Regions from separate parts of the Homo sapiens genome. Here all the other regions are linked to region 2. The links are chromatin contacts, found by Hi-C or POLR2A ChIA-PET in ENCODE. All regions are on one chromosome and are shown on one strand. Each heading gives the region's core, a stretch centred on a gene start or an enhancer-like site at or near the end of the contact. The rest is flanking DNA. Distances are from core to core; before and after follow the strand shown. Region 1 overlaps CDC42 (cell division cycle 42). Region 2 overlaps USP48 (ubiquitin specific peptidase 48). Region 3 holds the start of CDC42 (cell division cycle 42).

Evidence for each region. A loop is a pair of places that touch in the nucleus more often than their neighbours do. ChIA-PET counts read pairs that join two places held with the same protein, here RNA polymerase II (POLR2A). Pooled maps may share reads with other maps.
Region 1: a loop to region 2 is called in a pooled map, with 2.4 times the contacts of the local background. The contact joins two enhancer-like sites. A Hi-C loop is called at or near these places in 1 of 50 pooled maps. POLR2A ChIA-PET finds 5 or more read pairs at or near these places in 3 of 52 experiments (GM10248, MCF 10A and activated B cell).
Region 3: a pooled map shows a loop between it and region 2 (4-fold over the local background). The contact joins the promoter of CDC42 here to the enhancer-like site in region 2. A Hi-C loop is called at or near these places in 1 of 37 single-sample maps with no recorded cell type and 2 of 50 pooled maps. POLR2A ChIA-PET finds 5 or more read pairs at or near these places in 6 of 52 experiments (CD8-positive, alpha-beta memory T cell, GM10248, GM12878 and 3 more).

What each region holds. Positions count from the first base shown.
Region 1 is chr1:22,072,755-22,076,808 of GRCh38, reverse strand. All of the region lies in intron 1 of CDC42 (cell division cycle 42), which reads right to left. Among named protein-coding and RNA genes, the nearest start is that of CDC42, 22 kb to the right of the region's middle. Within about 2 kb of position 1,926, at least 3 of the 41 ENCODE cell types and tissues checked have a DNase peak (open chromatin) inside an H3K27ac peak, as active enhancers do.
Region 2 is chr1:21,759,787-21,764,189 of GRCh38, reverse strand. The region is part of intron 1 of USP48 (ubiquitin specific peptidase 48); the gene reads left to right. Among named protein-coding and RNA genes, the nearest start is that of USP48, 21 kb to the left of the region's middle. RefSeq lists an enhancer at 2,209-2,288. Within about 2 kb of position 1,974, at least 4 of the 41 ENCODE cell types and tissues checked have a DNase peak (open chromatin) inside an H3K27ac peak, as active enhancers do; they include GM12878, where a contact is called at or near this core.
Region 3 is chr1:22,051,054-22,055,249 of GRCh38, reverse strand. CDC42 (cell division cycle 42) reads right to left here and starts at 2,541. Exons shown (of 6, transcript NM_001791.4): 1 at 2,508-2,541. RefSeq lists enhancers at 984-1,552, 1,553-2,120 and silencers at 1,833-2,012, 2,023-2,242, 2,303-2,452.

The DNA.
Region 1 (4,054 bases), core at 677-3,176, 310 kb before region 2:
CCTTTCCCTTTTATGCACTAAGAAGCACCCATACTAACTAATACAGCATTAAAGATTAACAACCCTGATCCCTAAGATCAATCAATTACTGGTTAAATCTAAAAGCACTCAAATAATAATAGTAAGCAGCAAACACTCATACAGCATTTACTAAGTGCTATGTACTGTTCAAAACATATTACACATATTCACACATTTCATCCTCCCAAAAAGCCTATGAAGTATGTGCTGTATTATCCCTATTTTACAGATAAGAAGAGTGAGGCTCAGCAAGTAACTAAGCCAAGGCTATTCAGCCAGTAACTGGGAGAACTGTAATTTAAACCCAAGCAGTCTGACTCTCAAGTCCCTGCTTGTTGTGTGTGTGTGTGTGTGTATGTGTCAGTGCAGTGGCGTGATCTCTGCTCACTGCAACCTCTGCCTCCCGGGTTCAAGCGATTATCCTGCCTCAGCCTCCAGAGCAACTGGGATTACAGGTGCATGCCACCACGCCTGGATAATGTTTGTATTTAATAGAGACAGGGTTTCACCATGTTGGCCAGGCTGGTCTTGAACTCCTGACCTCAAGTAATCCAACTGCCTGGGCCCCTCAAAGTGCTAGGATTACAGGTGTGAGCCACCGTGCCCAACCTCAAGTCCCTGCTCTTGATAAACATTACATTACACTATACTGTCTGAGAAGTGACATTAATAAAAACAAATATAATCAGTGCTAGTGGAATGACAAGTATATATCCGTGAGTTACCAGCAATGCAAAGAGGAAAGCAAATATAAAGAAGAGGAAGCAAAAAATAGGGGCTAAGCTTATTTCCTGTTTTTCACCCTGCATATAACTACTGAATTTTATTGGGAGAAGGGAGTAAGATAAGAGTTTGTTCTTCCCCTTTCTATTTACCCACAAATCTTCCACTTCTTAGACTTCCCGACCTGACTGCTCTGCAATTTGTTACAAACTGGTTGGTTGTGAGTCCCCTGTTAAGCCTGGGTTCTGGAGTCAGAGTGGCTCTACCACACTCTAGCTATTCAACCTCTGTGTTATTCAACCTCTGTGTAGCTTGGTTTCCCCTTCTCTAAAAATGAAAACAGTACTACCTTTCTCATAAGGTAAACTAAGATAATACATGTAAAGAACTTGCAACAGTGCTTGGCATACAGTACATGCTTAGTACATGTTAATTATTAGTCTTTAACAAGTAATGGTAACTTTAAAGTCAATATAAGGAATTTTAAAACAGCAATTCCAAACTTCTTAGAAAGGAACTCATAACACTTTTTATCTCCAAGATAATTACAGTACAGTCAGCCCTCCATGTACACAGAGGCAGAACCCACAGATACAGATGGATAACTGTACTATGTAATTTTATATAAGAAACTTGAGCATTCCAGGATTGTTGTATCCTTGGAGAGTTCTGGAATCAATCCCCTGCAATATCAAGGGAAGATTATACTAATTGTTCTCAGCACAAATGTAGTCAAATGTAGAGTTACCATTACAAAGATGGTCATTTCAGAGTCAAGTTCTAATTAAGACTATTCTGCAAAGCATTTGGCATGTATTAATAATTGTTTCATGTGTTAAATAAAAACTATAGGAGGCTACCGTTGTGGACTAATCTCCTGCACTAGGCCCCAAGTGACCAGACTAAAAATCAAAACGGAGTTACTCATGCTAAAGTTTCACATCACTAAACTTAAATTTAGTTGTTATCTGACCTTCTGAGAAACAGGAGAGATGACAGCCAGTTTACCAAACAGGCCACTTTCAATCTTCAATTGGAATGATAATGAAGTTCCCTCTGCTTTAACCCTTACACAAAAAAAAGCAGCCTGAAGTAACCTGATATTAACTAATCAGTTATTTTTCTATTGTTCTGTCTTCTCCCTGTCCCTGCCTTACAAGAAAGGTAGCTCTGAAACAACTAATAGGCCCTTTGTTCTTTGCTTCCCCTTTCCTCAGCTCTTCTATTAAGCCAACCTCTTCTGCTCAACTCTGTTTTGTGGAATGAAGCACACTGCCCAACTCTAAAATCACAATAAAGCCAAGTGAGATTTAAATTTGTTGTAGTTTTGCCCTTTAACACATGTATTAAAGAGCACAGTGGCTCACCTGTAATCCTTGCACTTTGGGAGGCCAAAGTGGGAAGATCACTAGAGCTGAGGAGTTCAAGACCAGCCTGGGCAACATAGTTAAGACCTGACCTCTATTTCTTTTTTTCTTAATTTTTTTTCTTAATGTCACCAGATACTCCACAGATTGGGGTGGGTAAAGGGAGCAATCAGGGGAGAGACTTTGGGTTTTACAATATATATAAGTCAGACATGTTCATATACCCTATGTTAATCTCCTATTAAATAATGTCAAATCACTACGGCAGCAAAGAGGCCACATAGAAACAATTACCATTCTGCTAACCAGAAAAGTTATTCTGCGCTGGGCACGGTGCCTCATGCCTGTAATCCCAGCACTCTGGGAGGCCGAGGCAGGCAGATCACAAGGTCAGGAGATGGAGACCATTCTGGCTAACACGGTGAAACCCCATCTCTACTAAAAATACAAAAAATTAGCTGGGCATGGTGGCACGCACCTGTAGTCCCAGCTACTCAGGAGCCTGAGGCAGGAGAATCGCTTGAACTCGGGGGGCAGAGGCGCACTGCAGTGAGCCAAGATGGCGCCACTGCACTCCAGCCTGGGCAACACAGTGAGACTCCGTCTCAAAAAAGAAGAAAGAAAAAGAAAAGCTAAGTTATTTTGCACCAATAACTGAATCCTACCTCTTTTTAACAGTGAAGTTCATTTGTACCACAACTTAGAATTGGGGTTGGGCAACTTACAGCATAAAAAATGATTCTGCAGGGTCAGGCATGGTGGCTCACACCTGTAATCCCAGCACTTTGGGGGGACAAGGTGGGGAGATTGCTTGAACCCAGGAGTTTGGGACCAGCCTGGGAAACAGAGTGAGACCCCATCTCTACAAAAAAAAAAATTAGCTGGGTGAAGTGGCACACACCTGTAGTCCCAGTTACCAGGGAGGCTGAGGTGGGAGGATTGCTTGAGTCCAAGGCTGCAGTTGGCTATGATTGTGCCACTGCCCTCCAGGCTGGATGACAGAGCAAGACCCTGTCTCAAATATTTTTTTTAAAATGATTCTGCCAATCATAAGGAAATAAAATTGTGAAATAAGGTATATCTTCCTTCTGTCCTTCCTGGCATCTACCCCTCCAATACCCATATCTTCTAGGTTTTTTATTTTTCTTTTTTTTTTTTTGAGACAGAGTTTTGCTCTGTCACCCAGGCTGGAGTGCAATGGCGTGATCTCGGCTCACTGCAACCTCCGCCTCCAGGGTTCAAGCGATTCTCCCACCTCAGCCTCCCAAGTAGCTGGGATTACAGGCACGCACCACCATGTCTGGCTAATTTTTGTATTTTTTTAGTAGAGACGGGGTTTCGCCACATTGGCCAGGCTGGTCTCAAAATCCTGACCTCAGGTGATCCACCCACCTCAGCCTCCCAAAGTGCTGGGATTACAGGCACGAGCCATTGCACCTGGCCTCTTCCAGGTTCTTAACACTATGGGAATTCAAATATCCTTTAAGAATCTCAGAGCTATAGCACCTGAAATTTTAAGTCCACACACTACAGATTTTAAAAGGTTATGGAACCCTCTCTATGGTATCATTATGATTGGCTGGCTGCCATCTAAACTCCACCAGACAATCCCTGAGCAAACGATCTGTATGGAGGAAGGGGATACTCCCAGCTACAAATGCCCTATTTTCCCGTGCCCCATGGTTCATTCTAGGCACAGAGAGACAGCAACCTTAAGATTTGAGATTAAATATTTGCTAGTAAGTTTTACAAAAAATTTATATTCTCAATAAGATTACACCTCTTTTAAAACTATGTCAAGTATTAATAGTAACTGTGAATAAAAGGCAAGTCAAATTTTTGGTAATACACCAAATATTTGGCAATATTTGGTTTCCGTCCCCACTTCCTAGCAGAGAGCTCCTAAAAACCCTAGGAATTTCCTGAGTGCTGAGTGTCTCTTG
Region 2 (4,403 bases), core at 725-3,224:
CTGGGACTACAGGTGTGAACCACTGCTCCCAGACACTGTCTCATATTTTGTGAAACACTCAACCTCCTTGATCTGTTTTGATAGTTGATAGACACAGGTACACATAACTGTTTTTCTACTGTAAGGAAATTGGCACACACATGATGATAAATGATCCTTGATACCTGGGGCCTACTCCTAAGGAGGGATAAAATGGAGTTAGGGGCATTGGAGAATGACGAATGGGAGAGGCTACAGCCCTCTGTGGTTGGCATTCTGCTGTGCTGCTAAGGCTGGCTTTAGAAGTAACAGCTTATAATTAGAACTGTGATTTGTGTCTGCCTGTCCATCCGTCCTCCCTCCCTCCCTCCCTTCCTTCCTCCCTTCCTTTTCTTGAAACAGAGTTTCTCTCTAGTTACCAGGGTTGGAGTGCAATGGCATGATCTCGGCTCACCGCACCCTCTGCCTCCTGGGTTCAAGTGATTCTCCTGCCTCAGCCTCCTGAGTAGCTGGAATTACAGGCATGTGCCACCACGCCTGGCTAATTTTTTGTATTTTTAGTAGAGACGAGGTTTCTCTATGTCAGCCAGGCTGGTCTCGAACTCCCGACCTCAGGTGATCTGCCCGCCTTGGCCTCTCAAAGTGTTGGGATTATAGGCGTGAGCCACTGCGCCCAGCTGTTATTTGTGTTTGTTAAGTAGATTCTTTACCTCTCCAAGTAAGAGAACAAACACAACCCCGCCCCCCCATATTGGGCTATGTATGAAAGGCTTAGCAACAATTTAGAAGTTTAGAAAGCCCAAGCCCTTTTAATGCAAAGCACCGCCATTGGCTTTTTGGTTCCCACCTGAAGTGTGGCCATAGAGGCTCGGGAGCCATAGGTTTGGCCTGGGGTGGTAGTCTATCACAGGTCACCTGCACTTGGCATTCTGCTGTGGTGGTGTTCTAGCCGACTGAAGACGTATTCAGTGATACCTAGCAAGCAATTAATTTAAGAAAATTTAAAAAGAACAATGCCAGTGTTGTGGGGCCTAATAATACAGATTGCTCCCAGCTTCTCATAGTAGCTTTTGAAAGTCTTATTGTGGTAATATTTAGGCCATAGGTTGTGTTTGCCTTTTGATGCCAGCTTTAGAACCAGTTGAGTATGCATGATTTTTGGGTGGGGACAGGGAGAGCCTACCTTTTCTTCATTGTCTGAATTATTTTGCTATCAGGAACTGGAGACTAAAATCTAAACAGATCCAGTGGAACTATTTTCTGAGAATGATGTCTGTGTTTGACACATGGGAGTATCTGTTTCCCCAGCCAGGTCGTGTGAATTTTTTTTTTTTTTTTTTTTTTTGAGATGAAGTCTCGCTCTGTCGCCCAGGCTGGAGTGCAGTGGCGTGATCTCGGCTCACTGCAACCTCCGCCTCCCAGGTTCAAGCAATTCTCCTGCCTCAGCCTCCTGAGTAGCCAGGATTACAGGCGCCTGCCACCACGTCCAGCTAATTTTTGTATTTTTAGTAGAGATGGGGTTTCACCATGTTGGTCAGGCTGGTCTCAAACCCCTGACCTCGTGATCCACCCGCCTCCGCCTCCCAAAGTGCTGGGATTACAGGCGTGAGCCACCGCGCCCGGCCCGTGTGAAAAATTTTTACCACCCACTTGTCCAAGAGGAGGGAGTGAACAAACAAGACTTGATATTACACCTTTGAAAAGCAGAGTTGAAAGGATTGACAAAATAAGTGCCTACTTTGTTTTAGAGGTATATTTTCACCATGGTTACTGACACTATTTTTTCCTATCTGCCAAAGACCTTTGGGAGAGTCCATTGCCACTAGCTGTAATTTTCTTTCGAAAGAACCTTCCTAGTATATCCTTGTCACTGTTCCCAGGAGAGATTTTCTGTTACTTTTCTCAGTCTCAGAATCAGTTTTGTTTCTTCTTTTTTTTTTTGAGACGAGTCTCGCTCTGTTGCCCAGCCTGGCTGGAATGCACTGGTGCGATCACAGCTCACTGCAAACCCTGCCTTCCTGGTTCAAGCGGTTCTCTCACTTCAGCCTCCCAAGTAGCTGGGATTATAGGCACACGCCACCACGCTTGGCACATTTTTGTATTTTTAGTAGAGACGGGGTTTTGCCATGTTGGCCAGGCTGGTCTTGAACTTCTGGCCTCAAGTGATCTGCCCACCTCAGTCTCCCAAAGTGCTGGGGATTACAGGCAGGAGCCACTGCACCCGGCCAGTTTTGTTTCTTTAACTCTCTTATAGTAGACCTTTCCCATTAGAGATGAGTTATAAGCACTAAAACAAAACCCTAGCTTCTTCTCCCCACAGTGGATGGGTTCTACTTTATTTCATTAATAAGCTTTTTTCCCTCCTAGCTTTGATATAAGCTGACAAAACTGTTCTTAAATTGGTCGAACTTGTTTTCATTTTTATTTTTTCAAAAGTTTTAAAATAGAGACAGGGTCTCACTTTGTTGGCCAGGCTGTAGTGCAGTGGCTGTTCACAGGTGCAATCATAGTTCATTGCAGCCTCCAACTCCTAGGCTTAGGCCATCTTCTGCCTGAGCCTTCTGAATAGCTGGCACTATAAGCATGTGCCACCACACCCAGCTTCATTTTTATATTTTAGAAGACAGTATGTTTAAACTGAACATTAAAACAATTATTTACTTATTTTTGGAATATGTAACACATTTTATTGTTCAAAGTCTGAAAGGTATAAAAAGTGATGGGGTCAGCCTGGGGCAACATGGCAAGACCCTGTTTTTACAAAAAATAAAATAAAAAATTATCCAAGTATGGTGGCATGCACCTCCCAGCTACTCCAGAGGCTGAGGCTGGAGGATTACTTGAGTCCAGGATGTAGAGGCTGCAGTGAGCCATGAACATGCCACTTCAGTATGGGAGTCTCAAAAAAAAAAAAAAGGAAGTTCAGAGTGTTATTTACTTCTGACTTATAGCTGGCAAGTACAGAGATAATCTTTGCCGATAAGGTTGTTTCCAGTTTATAATGTACTCTTCTATCTAAACAAACGGGTGTGTTTACCCCATTTGTAAATAAAAAACATGGCAACATGATATGCAGTGTTTTGTACCTTCCTTTTTTTTTTTCTTTTTTTTCTTTTGAGACAAAGTTTCCACTTGTTGTCCAGGCTGGAGTGCGATGGCGTGATCTTGGCTCACCACAACCTTCACCCTGCTGGGCTCAAGCAGTTCTCCTGCCTCAGCCTCCCAACTAGCTGGGATTAACAGGCATGCGCCACCATGCCCGGCTAATTTTGTATTTTTAGTAGAGACAGGGTTTCTCCATGTTGGTCAGGCTGGTCTCGAAATCCCGACCTCAGGTGATCGCCTGCCTCAGCCTCCCAAAGTGCTGGGATTACAGGCGTGAGCCACTGTGCCTGGCCCACCTTCCTTTTTTCAACTAATGATATCGTTATATATCACAACATTAAAAGCTTTCCCTACCTTTTTTTAAATTTATTTTTATTTTTATTTTTTTTGAGATAGAGTTTTGTTCTTGTTGCCCAGGCTGGAGTGCAGTGGCACGATCTCGGCTCACTGCACCCTCCCGCCTTCCAGTTTCAAGTGATTTCTCCTGCCTCAGCCTCCTGGGTAGCTGGGATTACAGGCTCCCGCCACCACTCCTGGCGAATTTTTGTATTTTTAGTAGAGATGGGGTTTTACCATGTTGGCCAGGCTGGTCTCGAACTCCTGACTTTGTGATCCGCCCACCTGGGCCTCCCAAAATGCTGGGATTACAGGCGTGAGCCACTGTGCCCGGCCTACCTTTTTATTTTTTGACAGCAGTAGTTTTTGTTGTTTGGTTATATTGTAATTTATTTTGTTACTTCCATATAAATTTCCAGTCTTTTACTGTTATCAGTAATCCTTTAGTGGGTATCCTACAGAAATCTGCAGAACTTTGTCCTGTAATGTTCCTTTATAGCAAAAGAAAACCTAAGCTTATGTTACATTCAGTTGTGTCTCTTTGGTTTCCTTTAATCTGGAACTGTTAGTGAATCTTTCTTTGTATTTCATGACACTGACTTATTTTGTATAAAGTCCCTTGAGTTGGTTTGGTCTGATGTTTCCTCATGATTCAATTAAGGCCATGCATCTTTGGCCAGAACATCACAGAAGTGATTCTGTGTTGTGCATTATACCAGAAGGTGTGTGGTGTCAATTAGATTCATTACTGGGTGTGTTAAATTTAAGCATTTGGTTAAGGTGGTGTCTGTCAAGTTTCTCCACTGAAAGTTATTATCTTTCCCTTTGTAATTAACTTTTTCTGAGATACTTTGAGACATTGTAAATATTGTTATTTCTCCAACTTGCCTACGTTAGCATCCGTGATGATCCTTGCCTCATTCCTTTCTGAATCTGATGTATGCCAAATGGAGATTTTTAATTCTGTCATTCCTTCCACTTTG
Region 3 (4,196 bases), core at 1,292-3,791, 290 kb before region 2:
CGGGCACGGTGGCTCACGCCTGTAATCTCAGCACTTTGCGGGGACGAGGCGGGCGGATCACGAGGTCAGGAGATCAAGACTATCCTGGCTAACACCGTGAAACCCCGTCTCTACTAAAAATACAAAAAATTAGCCGGGCGTGGTGGCGGGCGCCTGTAGTCCCAGCTGTTCGGGAGGCTGAGGCAGGAGAATGGTGTGAACCTGGGAGGCGGAGCTTGCAGTGAGCTGAGATTGCGCCACTGCACTCCAGCCTGGGAGACAGAGCGAGACTCCTTCTCAAAAAAAAAAAAAAAAAAAAAAAAAAAAAAAAAAAAAAAAAAAAAAAAAATATATATATATATATATATATATATATATACATAAATTCAAACTACTGTTACTTTCTAAAAGGAAAGATACAAATTGATATTATTTAAAATTATTAAAAATAGAAAGCTCAAGAAAATAAGGCAGATGTGTTCCAATTTTATATGCCTAAAATATTACATCAAGGCTAACAAATGTATTTCAGAAGATTCAAGTTCCACACCTATCCAATGGTCTGTAATGCCTACACACTACAGAAAGCTGCCTTGAACCTACACTCCTTTTAAGTGTTTACCAATCTGTTCTCTATAGAAATGAGAAACAGTGGGAAAGCACTTGTTTCGACATGAATTATCTTTACAACAATGCATTACACAATTGGATCTCATTTGCTTTACAGAGTCAACATTTTTGTGTGATACTATTGCAGTCGCGGAAGGATACAAAATTTAGAATGTAAACACCCTAGGGAACAAAAATTGTGATCTCTGCTTGACCCCAGGAGTCCGAGACCAGCCTGGGCAACATGGCGAAACCCTGTCTGTACAAAAAATACAAAAATTAGCGGGGCATGGTGGTACATGCCTGCAGTACCAGCTACTCGGGAGGCTGAGGTGGGAGGCTCACTTGACCCCGGGAGGCGGAGGCTGCGGTGGGCCAAGATCGCGCCACTGCACTGCAGCCTGGGAGTGCAATATCCATTATATTTAGTAACGTCTTTGAGACCCTGTCTCAAAAAAAATAAAAATTGTGATCTCAAAATTATGAAAATATTAAGTTTTTTGCTTAAAGATCGAAGTCTCGTTTTTAATAACAAAACTAAAATGTCTAGCATAGATCAGGCATAAACTGATCCTCTTTTCAACACAACTTCACCACAAAAAGTGCACTTGAATCAACCTAGGGAGATTCCCAGCATGCAGTAAGTCATAAAGGAGAATAAACAGTCTGGGAAAGTCATTTTGGACCGAAAAGTGTTCCCACAAATAAACCCACCTCATTCTAGTATAGTCAAAGGGACCTCTATTTAAAGTTAATGCCACGCAAGGGGCCGTGGACGGTGTTGTCTTACACTTTATTCCCTGACACAAACTAATCCTGGGATTTTAAACCTTCCTAGCTTTTAGGTGCACTGAAGGCGGTCATGAACACAAGTAACAAGCTTTCAAAACATCATCTGTGAATACGACGTGTTGGGAAGCAGGCAGGATAAGCCACTGGGTGACCGACTAAGGCTGCAAAATGCTGTTTGAATTTAAGTCCCTGACTTGTAGGAGTTAAGTCTCACTCCTTATACCGCGATGACGTAATCTTCCACACTACATTTATCTTGGACTTAAAGGGGAGGAAAAACAAACGAACAAAGAAAATTCCCCCCCGATAAGAGGAATTAACCAAGCAGCAGAACGACGGCTTCGGGAGGTAGTTAGGTAACTCCCCGAAAGGGAAGCTTCAGCTAAACCGGCAGGGAGCGGGCTGGAGGAGCGGATGGAAATGCTAGGAACTCGACCTCCGAAAGGAAGAGCAGCCTGGAGGCCGTGGCTCGGGGCCACCCCGCCCAGAGGACGCGGCCGGCGCGGAGGGGAGCTCGGACAGGCACCGCCGCGAGCAGCCAGCGAGCTGCCCTCCTGCCACCGCCCCGCCGCGGCCGCAACGCCACTCCCCTCCCCCGCCCCCCCACCCCCGCCGCAAAATGTCCGCGGCGGCGCCCGGCGAAGCAGGAAGTCCAGGCCGGAGCGCAGGGCACGGAACGCAGCCTGCCAGCACGGAAGACCGGCGCCCGGCCCGGCCCAAGCGCCCGCGAGTCGCTCTGAGGCCCCCGGCCGCCCTTAGGAGCCCGCCGGGCCGGGCTGGGGGGAGGGGAGCCCGGGCGCCCAGGATGGGTGTGACCCCCTTCCTTCCGCCGCTGCCGGTGACAGCCCGGTCCCGCTCGCGCCCCGAGCCCCGGCCGCGCGCCCCTCCTCAGACGGGCGCCCCCTGCCTCCCCGGCCGCGACCCCCGCCCCGGCTCCCCCACAGAACGCGGACCCGCGCCCGCCCGGAGGACGCAGCGCGAGCCGGGCACTCCCCCACAACCCGTGCTCCCGGGCCCCCCACGATCCCGCAGACGGGGTGTCCCCGAGGACTGGGAGAGGACGGAGACGGCGGGGATGGGAAGGTAGGGTGGCAGCTCCCGCGGGGAACCTCGGGCCCCGCACTCACCTCAGCTTCTCCACCGGGGCGTTGGCAGCACTGCGCGGGGTCTCCTCGGCTGCCGGACAGGGGCACGCACCTGACGTCAGCGCGCAGGAGACGCACAGTTGGGTGCCCGCGGAAGTGGGAGGAACAGGGAAGGGGAAGAGGCTGGGGCGGGTCAAGGCGGTGCCTGGACTGCCCTGGCTCCGCCCGCCTGTCGCGCACGCGCGGGCCGGCGCAGCTCGTGAGTTCGGGGCTATGCTCTGCATGTTTTCCTAATGGTTGTATTTGTAATAATACTGTGAACGATAGTATGCAAAGCGCTTCCTCTACCAGTTCTTTTTTGTTTGTTTTTTCTGAGACAGTCTTGATCTGTTGCCCAGACTGGAGTGCAGCGCGCGATCTCAGCTCACTGCAACCTCCACCCCTTGGGTTCAAGCGATCCTCCTGCCTCTGCCTCCCGAGTAGCTGGGATCACTGGCACCTGCCACCACGCCAGGCTAATGTTTGTATTTTTAGCAGACACGGGGTTTCACCATTTTGCCCAGGCTGGTCTCGAACCCGTGACCTCAAGTAAGTGATCCACCTGCCTCGACCTCCCAAAGTGCTGGGATTACGGGCGTGAACCACCGCGCCCGGCCCACTACCAGTTCTTTTGATCCTTGCAAGCTTGTGAAGCAAGGTATTGTCCCATTTTGCAGAGAAGACGGAAGCTTCTCTGAAAGGGCTGGTGACTTGCCCCAGATCACAGGGGTGGATGGTCTCTCACTCCCCGGGCCTGTATTCAGTCCGCCGTGATGTGAGAACTGAGTATCACTCTTCTTATCTCTACCTACACCCAGTGTCCCTCGCTGTAGCCACATGGGTCTTTTTTAGAGTTACAACCTTCCCCCAACCACAGGCCTTGTGTTTTTGTTGTTGTTGTTGTTGTTGTTGTTGTTGTTTTTTCTTTGAGACGTTCTTGCTCTGTCACCCAGGCAGGAGTGCAGTGGCACGATCTCAGCTCACTGCAATCTCGACGTCCCGGCGATTCTCCCACCTCAGCCTCCCAAGTAGCTGGGACCACAGGCGCATGCCACCATGCCTGGCTAATTTTTGTATTTTTTTGTAGACACAGGGTTTTGCTGGATTGCCCAGGCTGGTCTCGAACTCCTGGACACAAGCTATCAGCCTGCCTCAGCCTCCCAAACTGCTGGGATTACAAGGTGTGAGACATTACGTCTGGCCAAGGCCTTGAATTTCTTTGCTCTGCCTCCCTCCTCTTCCCCCAAATTTATATCACTGCATTCTTCAATCATCCTATCTTCGCAGTATCTATTATTTGTCTTCTCTGCTAGTATGAAAGCTTCAGGAAAATAGAGAACTTCCCTCTCTTATTCTTAGATGTTTCCCCATGTTAGAGAAAAATCGCTTAAATTGCTTATCCTAGGCCGGGCACGGTGGCTCATGCCTGTAATCGCAGCACTTTGGGAGGCCAAGGCGGGCGGATCACGAGGTCAGGAGATCGAGACCATCCTGGCTAACACGGTGAAACCCCGCCTCTACTAAAAATACAAAAAAATTAGCCGGGCGTGGTGGCGAGCTCCTGTAGTCATAGCTACTCGAGAGGCTGAGGCAGGAGAATGGCGTGAACCCGGGAGGCGGAGCTTGCAGTGAGCCAAGATCGCGCCACTGCACTCCAGCCTGGGCAACAGAGCGAGACTCTGTCTCAAAAAA